Linked DNA regions of Homo sapiens: region 2 is linked to region 1. The links are chromatin loops, found by intact Hi-C in ENCODE. Cell type or tissue: IMR-90. All regions are shown on one strand. Each heading gives the region's core, and the rest is flanking DNA. Links, peaks and the distances in the headings are about the cores only.

The links. A loop is a pair of places that touch in the nucleus more often than their neighbours do. Peaks named below come from ENCODE experiments on the same cell type or tissue, not always from the same donor. Only the 100,000 strongest peaks of a DNase experiment are listed, where the experiment ranks them.
Region 2: it touches region 1 in a loop (3-fold over the local background); 2 of 110 quality-filtered maps call a loop at or near these places.

Annotation. Positions count from the first base shown.
Region 1 is chr15:60,162,855-60,168,241 of GRCh38, reverse strand. LOC105370839 (a long non-coding RNA gene) reads right to left here and starts at 1,345. Exons shown (of 5, transcript XR_932310.3): 1 at 1,169-1,345. In IMR-90, for the core only: no CTCF peak of the experiment used is centred there; no DNase peak of the experiment used is centred there; H3K27me3 peaks cover 82 bases.
Region 2 is chr15:60,102,697-60,108,083 of GRCh38, reverse strand. No RefSeq gene overlaps it. Among named protein-coding and RNA genes, the nearest start is that of FOXB1, 100 kb to the right of the region's middle. In IMR-90, for the core only: no CTCF peak of the experiment used is centred there; no DNase peak of the experiment used is centred there; H3K27me3 peaks cover 155 bases.

The sequences.
Region 1 (5,387 bases), core at 229-5,228:
TGCAATAATTATTAGTGCTACGAGTTGGGTTCCTCGGTTTAAGCTTAGCATATACAAATCATCTGTGCCTTTTGGGAAGCTCCTTTCACTACCTGATTCACAGAGAAATGAGCTGCATGGGATAGGGGAGTATTTCCCAACCCTAAAATGTCCAACTAAGCTTTTTTTTTTTTTTTTTTTTTTTTTTTTTTTTTTTTTGAGAAGGAGTCTCGGTCTTGTTGCCCAGGCTAGAGTACAATAACGTGATCTTGGCTCACTGCAACCTCCACCTCCCGAGTTCAAGCAATTCTCCTGCCTCAGCCCCCGAAATAGCTGGGATTACAGGTGCTCAGCACCATGCCCGGCTAATTTTTCTGTATTTTTAGTAGAGATGGGGTTTCACCATGATGGCCAGGCTGGTCTCCTGACCTCAAGTGATCCGCCCGCCTCGGCCTCCCAAAGTGCTGGGATTACAGGCATGAACCACCACGCCGTGCCGCAACTAAGCTTTAAACTGTCTAAATATTTTGCATGTTAGACCTCAGGCGTTACAAAGAAGAGATGGGTAAAGAAAACCTACAGAAACTGTATTTGTTCATGAGGGGGTGGAATAGAGAGTGTGTGCACCAGATAGAAATAGTTTGCCCTGACAACCCACAAGAATGGTGGTTAGAAAACAGAGACTTAGAAATAGCATCAATGTAGCTTTTTAAGTGGCGGGTTAAGATCTCCAATCAAGTCCAAATCAATTGTGTGACTATAATAACTATATAATCTCTCAGAGCGATCCTTTGCTCATCTTTAATTATAGGTATAATAAAATACTGCAGTTAGAGAAGTAAATATAATAGCAAAAGTTTCTTACTGTGTACATGCTTTTTATAACTATTTTTTTTAGTACTGCTAATACTGGCTTCCCTGCCTCTTATATTTCAATTTCTGATGATAGTCTTCAAAAAGAGAGCCCTCCAATGGGCGGAATAAAGCCTCTACATGGAAGAATATGGGTCAAATCAATATAATGCATTGTATTCAACACTTATTTGAACAGCCGGATTGAAACCACAGCAGCACCAATAAGTAGCTGTGTGACTCCTAGAAAGTTACTCACCAATACAACGCGTCAGTTTCTCTGTCAACCAACAGTACCTATTTCAGGGTTGTTGTGAGAATCAAATAAGGTAGTTACCTGCAAAGCTCTTAGAAGAGCACTGCGAAGTTATTATCTCAGCATAACAGGTCTCCAAGTCTCCTGGGAAGCTGCACAGGTTCCATGGTGATAGGATGAGAACACACGCGTTTCTGTCTTCTTAGGAGGTGCTACTGTTCTTCCCAGGGGCGGGGTCCACTCCTTTCTTAGGGGCGCCATATTGGCATTATCAAAATGGTTGTGTTGGTCCATTTCTGGGAGGATGCTCATGTGCTCTATCTTCTTTATGAGCAGGCTGTTCTTCTCTCAGGACAGTGACTATCGTGGACTAGCTGCCTGAGTTACAACACTGTTCACGATTTTGCCATTAACAAGAAATTCTAAACCTCTATATCTCAGGGGGTCACGTCTCCTTCGGTGGGAAACGAGCAAGATTCATTTCCTTTCCCCATTACCAAATGGGGAAATTTCTGATGGAAAGTAAGTGAACGAATTAAAATGTGGTAGAATTAAGATCAGATATTAAGATTATTCTGGGTTTTTTTTTTTTGTTTGTTTGTTTGGTTGGTTTTTTTTTTGTTTTTTGAGACGGAGTCTCGCTGTGTCACCCAGGCTGGAGTGCAGTGGCGCCATCTTGACTTATTGCAAGCTCCGCCTCCCGGGTTCACGCCATTCTCCTGCCTCAGCCTCCCGAGTAGCTGGGGCTACAGGTGCCCGCCACCACACCTGGCTAATTTTTTGTATTTTTAGTAGAGACGGGGTTTCACCGTGTTAGCCAGGATGGTCTCGATCTCCTGAGCTCGTGATCCACCTGCCTCAGCCTCCAAAAGTGCTGGGATTACAGGCTTGAGCCACCGCACTCAGCCAGATATTAAGATTTTCTAGGCAGGGGATTGAATTAAATAATACCCCAAAACTCCTTTCCTTAGGCCCTTGAAGTGATTACTTTTCATATTAGGACAATTACCAGCCTACAATCTCCCGATTGAGATGTACATGGAAGACAGCGCATGGCTTAAATGCTATACCAAGAAATAGAGGTGCATCTTTCACAAACCTTGGTGTGAAAGCTTGGATTAACAAAAGAGAATACTACTTACAACCGCTGGTTTAAAAACATCACAGTAAGGTTTTCAGAGTCTTTTACAGGTTATTATAGGTTATTGCTCTCCTTTTACAGACAAGGAAATAGAATTCACCATAAAGTCTGATTTTTTTGAATCTAATACAGTGTGTCTCTTGGGATGTCTAAAATATGATTGTGCTTACCAAAATCCTATTTTCCCCTACATGTTCAGGAAGATACTTATGATACAAAGAAAAGTACAGAAAGAAAATGCAAAATTGTGGTATATGTTATGTTTACATTCAATACATAATTTTTGATACAAAATTTTATAATGTAGCCATTATATGAATTATAAGACAAATGAAGGATTCAATTAAAAATATTAGTTTATTGAGGACCATTGGGAGTGTGGACAGTTCGTGGGTCACAGTTCTACATTTGTTGTTGAACGTTCTACTTTGGATCCCGTGAGTCTGCATCAGTGCTCATATGTATCACCTCAAAAGTCTAAAATTTGAGGCTTTCATGGATAGAGGCTCTGACACCACGGTCCCCAGCTCTGCCTGTGATAGGCAGGTGCTTGGCACAAAAGCACAACCTCAGGTTGGTTGAAAAGGCACACATCCTAATTTACTCAGTTCCCATCCTCACCTTCTTTGTTCTTCTCACTGACATTTTGGCAAAGTGGCATTTTTCTTCCTTTTCCCCCTTCCTTGCTTCCACTACTGCAAAAGCCAACTGCAGCTCCTTTGGCCAGGGCAGCATGCCTAGCATGTGGGCCAGGACCCCGGCTGGTCTGCAGGCTGTTACCCATCTGATGTGAGGTAAAAATAGACATCGAGAATAAGCCCTGAGAACATTTTAGAAAAATTTGACATGGCTGCAATTGTCAAGCACAATTATTGGAATGTAATTTTGTGTCTGTTGAATTGATTTTTTAAAATTGGGCTTGGTTTTTTGTACTCTTTTTGCATTTCCTTTTTCTGGCAATTTATTATTTATTTATTTATTTTACAAAGATATTGGTCTGTGATTGATAGGAAATAAAGAAAATGGGCCCTCATCACAAATAATTAGACAATTTGGGGAACACCCACATGGAGTGTAAGTGTGCAGATTTTAGAGCCATAGTACTCAGATATGTGGCCTGGTTATCTGTAGGACTGAATGGCTTTGGGGAGCTTTATCCTCTTCTGCCTTCATTTATCTGTAAAGTTGGGGTGGTGGTAATTGTGCCTACTGCACTGGGTTGTGAGGAATCCAGAGGTTAATACCTGCAGGACTGGTAGAAAAGTACCTCTTACGGAGTGAGGCTCCATATATTTTCAATATTGTCACTTGCACTTCCAGACACTCACTTGTATCTTTGCATAAGCTGGGGCTGCACTATGACTTTTTAAAATATAAATGTTTAATTGTAGGAGGAAAATGGACTTTTATCCATGACAGCAAAAGACATCTAAGATATGTTTTTTCAACTTACATTGGGAATTATATTTTTTACTTTGTTTTTTATGTGTACATAGTAGGCGTATGTATTTATGGGGTATGTAAGATATTTTGTTACAGGCATACAATGCATAATCATATCAGGGTAAGTGGGGTATCCGTCACCTCAAGCATTTATCATTTATTGTGTTATAAACATTCTAATTATACTTTTGGTTACTTTAACATGTACGATAAGTTATTGTTGACTGTAATCACCCTGTTGTGCTATCAAATGCTAGATCTTATTCCTTCTATCTAACTATGTTTTTATATCCATTAACCATCCTCACCTTCTCCCTTCGCCCAACTATCCTTCCTAGCGTCTGGTAATCATCATTCTACTATTTCCATGAGTTTAATTGCTTTAATTTTTAGTTCCCACAAATGAGTGAGAACATGTGAAGTTTATCTTTCTGTGTCTGGCTTATTTCACTTAACATAATGTCCTCCAGTTCTATCCATGTTGTTGCAAATGATGGGATCTCATTCTTTTTTATGGCTGAATAGTATTCCATTGTGTATGTGTACCACATTTTCTTTATTCATTCATCTGTTGATGGACACTTAGGTTGCTTCCAAATCTTGGCTGCTGTGAATAATGCTGCAGTAAGCATGGGAGTGCAGATGCATTACGATTGTTGAGGGCCCTAGGCACTTTTGCCTTCATGGATCTCTTCATCTATTAAAAAAGGACTATACATTTTTTTTATGACTGTGTTGGTATAAAGATGAGGCTAGATTCATTATTATATATTCATTTTTTTCTGACTTTAAAATAAATCAGAACTACAATATTTCTATGGTCTCCTAAGAGAATCATGGCCCCTGGGCATGGCACTTACTGGTGGAGGCTCAGGCAAGTTGCAACCTGTTGGGTAAGTTGGCCCCAGGTGTAAGCCTATCCTTCCCTTGCTGAAATGCTCTTCTCCCAAACATCTTCTCTCAGCATCATTCCTCTGCCTCTTGAGTGTCTCCTCTTCTTTGAGACTCCACCCAATCTGTTTTGTGGGTCTGGGGGTATTATGATTGCCTCCCAGGATAGACTCTGAGTTCTTCAAATTCAAGAAACACCCCTGTCTCCTCAGTGCTAAGTGCATTATAGTTGAATCAATTACTAGTTACTCACTTTGGCTGGGTAAATGTATCATGGTGTGGGGAACAGTGTGGATGGAGCCTCAGGACATCTTGAAAGGAGGTTTATTCAGAACGTGGGAGAAGTTTAAAGGCAGTCTTTTTATTCACATTCTTGCTGGCATCGGAACACTGGTGGACTTCAAAACAGAAAGAATAGGCTAAGATAAGTTGGCGGTCAAGTAGTGAGAGCTTTACAAGACAGTTGCCTGAGCAGTGGGAACTCCCAACTGATTAACATTACCGGGAGCTTAACTCATACATCACACTGAGAACAGACCCCTAAAAGCTGATCTGCTGCCTCATTAGAAGCCAATCAAATGCCTTCAGTGTTGAGTAATATGTTTGGCTGGGCTGGCTCCAGGGATCAAAACAGCAAGGAGGTCTTATGTTAATTTTAGATGTTGTGGCAAGGATGGTACTGAGAGTTGCCCTGGCAATAAGGATGTTGTGGCTCAACCCCAGGGTAAAAATCTCTGCAAGAGGATGGTCAGATCTCATGAGATTTCCTGCTACAGCATCTTCTCCATCAGGCGAAACATGCTTTATTTCACAGCATTGTCCAGT
Region 2 (5,387 bases), core at 110-5,109, 60 kb after region 1:
GCCTTTCTACCCATCTCTCTACCCTTCCATTTATCCATCTATTCATGCATCCCTCTATCTACTCACTCATATATTTCATAACAACCAAAGGTCCTGTATAGTTTTCAAACTGCTTTTATTGTGTCTCACCTCAATGTACTGGGTGAAGGAAGAAAAATTCCACATTTATGTAGCCTAGGCCCAATGGACATAAACAGAAAACTTATGTATTTCTACCCATTCTCCCTCTAATGTACCCCTCTCTCCTTTCAAATGCCCCTGATCCTTAGCATATCCAATCCGGTTCTTTTTTCTGTGTAACATAGAATGTTTTTGCATTCTAGTCATGGCCACTGGCAGCTTCATAGCATTTACTACTTTCTCTCTCCACCCAAAATTGTACCCTCAAACCCACTTCTTAGGACTTATGACTTTGCAGTTACTAAAGTCTTTCATGCAATCTTTAGTAAAGAAATTGAGAAAAACTGGAATTCTGTTTTAATGTTGGGGATTCTAATTTCCTCTATCTCAAAACCTGTCCATGATAAGTCTCCCCTTTCCTTCTTTTGTCCCATTTATGGGTAAGAGTGTCATTCATCATGCCAAGGCTAGTTCCTCCCCCTGTGTTTTTGAGCCCTTACCTACTCACTTCTCCTGAGATCTTACCTCCTACCTCTTCTGAGACTTGCCTTTCTTGTATCTTGTATGTCTCCTTCTCTGCTAGCTCCTTTCCTCTGGTCTTCAACACATTCAGGCATCTCGAACTGTAAAATAGTTTAGCTTCTCTGTTGTTTCCTGCCAGGATCCCCATTGCTGCCACACACATTCCCTGTTTCTTCAACTTGCCCACTCTCTTCTCACTCCTTAGCATTTTGCAGTTTGACTCATATCCTCACCACTGTCCTGACTGCTCGTTTACAGATTGTCTGGAACCAAGTGCAATGGCCTTTTCTTGAGCTGTATTATTTTCAACTGTTCTCTGTAGCATTTTAACACAAGGCAAAATTTGACAAAGGAGCTGTTGACAATTGAAGTGGGTTTTTGGTAAAGAATAGCTACTACTTGGAGAAGACTTGGTTTACTTACCTTGATCTTGTCCTAGTCTGATAGGTCAAGAAACTGGAGTCTTCCCATACATCCAGAGATGAAAATACCCTTGTGATATGGTCTGGCTCTGTGTCCTCACCCAAATCTCATCTGAAATTGTAATCCCCATGTGTCAAGTGAGGGATTTAGAGGGAAGTGATTGGATCATGGGGGTGGTCTCCTCCCATGCTGTTCTTGTGATAGTGAGTTCTCACAGGATCTGATGGTTTTATAGGTGGTGTTTTCCACTCCTCTCTCTTGCCTGCCGCCATGTAAGATGTGCCTGTTTCCCATTCCACCATGATTGTAAGTTTCCTGAGGCCTCCCCAGCCATGCAGAACTGCGAGTCAATTAAACCTCTTTCCTTTATAAATTACCCAGTCTCGGGTATTTCTTTATAGCAGCATGAGAATGGACTCATATATCTTGAGTATATGATGACACTCATTGAACTCCCAAGTGGCATTGAGAGCCAAATTTTTAACACAATGGTAGGCAAAATTTCTTTCTTTCCTGGTCTTAAGCAGGAAAAGCATCCAGCAAATCTTGATTATTATCACTATGTGCCTTGTGAGTGTTAGCTGCAATGTGCTACAATGGAATAGAAAGGCTGTGAAATTAACTAGATCCAGACTTGAATTTGACTCCATATCACTTGACTAGTTGTTTAATTTTGGAAACTTGTTTAGCCTCTCTAGCCGTCAGTTTCTGTATCTGTAAAAAATAAGTATATTACCTAATTGGGGGTATTGTTGTAAAATTTATCAATATGTCATAGTAATATCACATAAAATGTACCTAGTGTCATCACCATCATCACCAACAGACATTTGAACACTCAGATGTGCCAGACATAGTAACTGATGAGGTTACAAACTGTGACCAGTGCACTGTCCCTGTGCATATGAAGTCTTCAGTGTTGTGGGGGTGGCAGAGATAAACAGCCAAATGCACCATAGGAATTTGCATGAAGGTATGTCAAAGGTATTGTGCAGCACAGAAGAAGTACTGCTTATCTACTTACGGTTTCCCTCTCATCTTTGTTGGATTGGACCAACTCATGGCATTCTCCACATCTCAGGCTCAATGTCACGCTTTCCCTGACACATTTGGCCATGTGCCCTTGCAGTTACCATTTTGTGGCATTCATCACAGAGGTAATTACTTACTAATGTGTGTTTCAGACTCATAACCTCATGGAGCCAATGACTATTTCTGCCATGTTCCTTGCTGTATCCTCACGCCTAGTGCAGTGCCTGGCACATTGCAGGGGTTTAAGACATATTTGTGTAGTTAAATCAAGAACTATAAGGGGGTTGGCGGGGTTGCATGAGGGAGTAGTTGAGAAAGTGAAAAGACTCTAGGGGTGAGATAATGAGGGGCCTTTTTTGATGAAAAGAGTTTGGACTTCAAATAGCAGAGAATGGTGAACCATTGAAATATTTTATTTTATTTTTATTTTTTTGAGACAGGCTCTGGCTCTGTCATCCAGCTCACCATAGCCTCAACATGCTGGGCTCAAGCAATCCTCCCACATCAGCCTCTGGAGTAGCTGGGGCTACAAGCTCGCACCACCACACCCAGCTAATTTTTAAAAAAGTTTTCGTAGAAATAAGGTCTCACTATGTTGCCCAGGCTGGTCTTGAACTCCTGGGCTCAAGTGATCCTCCCTTGGCCTCCCAAAGTGCTGGGATTACAAGCACAAGCCACTCCGTTAGCCTACTGAGAGATGTTAAACAAGGGATATAATTCGGTTGGAGCTTAGAAAGTTCATTCTGGCAGCAGTGTAGTATATTATGGGGTGTATGTGATGGGGTGGGGGGATGAAAGACATTCAAGAGTTTAGTGAGGAGGCTCTTGCTCAAGACCAGGTGAGAAAACACGAGGACTCAAATAAAAGCAATAGCAGTGGGGATGGAGCAAGCTGTTTGAGAGTCAGAATGAATGTGACTTAGTGAACAAGTAGATGTGAGAAGTAAGGAAGAAGAAGAATTCTAGATTGATTTCCAAGTTTCTACCTTGTATGTGGGATGTTGGAACCCATTGTACTTGAAAGATGAGCTTTGGCATCAGACAGCTAGGATGTGACATCAGGCATCATTCGCCTTAGTTTTTCCATCTGTAATGAAAATTTCAATAGCTCCCTTGGGGGTTGGTGTGGTATGAAATGTTTGTCACTGAGCAGAGACAACACTTCAGTTTGTCCATGTGTTCCCACCTCTGTAATTGAGCCTTGGCTAAAAGAATAAAAATAGATTCAATGGGGAAGACAGAGAACTTGGATTTGCAAACTTTAAGTTTTAGACATCTTTGTGGTACTCACCTTTTGAATACACAATAAAAGATCTTAAAACTAAAACTGAGGCTAACAACATTGTAAACTTCTACAGTTCTTGTAAGAGATTTTTCATATAAGAAGCCATGCATTCTCCCCCAACCCCCCAACCCCCCAACCCCATAGACTTTTGGAACCTATTACAGACCGAACAAGTTGGAACATGTTTGCCTTGTGGACCATTAGAAAGAGCATAGACTTTGGAATCAAATCTGACAGAGGGGGAATGTCTACTTCTGGCTCAGATTTCTCATTAAAGAGTGGAATTGATGGTTGGTGTCACTCAGGATGGTGTGTGATTAAGATACCTCCCAGTGGAAAATCTACGAGTGTGCTTGAATCATATAGTCACTCAGTAAATATACATTTCTTTCCCTCAAAGTTCCAAATCACAACAAAAATATTACTTAAGAAAAATTTTAAAGAGCCACTTAAACTCCAATGGACTGACCTGCAGTCAGTACACCTGCTTTCAGCCAAAGCTCCATTTCCTACAACTATGCTACTTGACAAAAAGTGTTTATAATTATTATACATGTTGGCCAAAGATAATATAAGATATGGAATCAAAGGCCAACTCAGTAACATTTGGGGCAAATTAGAATACTAAAATAAAAATGCGTGTTAGACTTTGAAGTCAACATGAAGAGTTAAGATAAAAAATGTAATTCATTTATTTTTCAGTTATCCAGAAAATAGTTTGTCACGGTTCCTCACAACTCCCAGCACTTTGCATAGTTAAGATTAGAGAGAAAAATCTGTATTGATTTGCTTTGGTACTAGTTTTGTTTGGTGACATCATCTCTAATGTCATCCTTATCACAAGGGTGGACAACTTTGCAGAAGATGTTGCTTTTCTAGCAGGGCAAGAGGAGAATAAGTGTCTTTTAAGAGCCTCCAACCTTTTAATTTATAAAGTTGAGAACTATTACCAATATTTAATCTTTAGCAATCAGTTCCTGTTTTAATCCGCAGTAAAAAAGGGGTTGGCTGTTTGTTCATGAACTTTTTACAAGCTTAAATTCCTATGACAAAAGTCAAATTAAACAATAGATGCTACTCAACGATACAATTTTTTAAAAAGACAAAAATTTAAACATTTTTATAACGAGAACTCTAGTATTTTCACTGACGTCCACTATAAGCAAATATTTTGGAGTATATCACAAATGATTTAGGTTATGGTGAGGATTAGAATTCTTTTCCTTAGTGGAGGAATTCCAGGCAGAATTCGGCATTTCCTCTGTCAAATTAGTCTGACTCCAAAGCCCATGCTCTTTCTAATACATCACAGGTTAAATCTGCTTAAACAAGTTCTCTTCAAAAATGGTTTCAAAAGTCTGCACAAATGTGTGTGTGTCTGTGTAATGGGATGGAAGCCCGCGAAATCAAAATAGTTCTTTTTATGAACAGATGAAATTCAGAAACCTTCAGGAAAAGAAATAGTGTTTTGCAAAATTTAAGCTTTAAAAAACAGATGTAGATTATGATTTCTGTGAAAAGACATTCTTGGTTTGCAATGGGATAAATGGCCTAATTTTCTTGCTCTTGTTAGTAACATGATATTTTGGTTGCCATTCTATGAACTGACATGATCCTGACATAAGAGAATAGATGTGAGTTAATGAAAGATTCTCTGAAACTAAAGCTGGCAATTTTATTACAAGTGATTGATTTAGAGGAGGTATCAGAAATGGATGATATAATTTGACTTTATTTGTGATATTAACAACTACAGTTGAACAACTTTAGTGTAATCAGCAAAGTCAATATATTATTACATCACTATGATCTCACTCCTTCTACATCATTAGAGTTTACTTTCTTTATAATCAGATGACTGCCTTTGGTTGGCCTGGGACTATCCTGGTTTTAACACTATAGGTTTCCCTCAGTCCCAGCCAAATAGGGATGCCTAGTCACCCTATACATAACTCTAGATATAAAGTAGTCAATGGCTGGACATGGTGGCTCATGCCTGTAATCC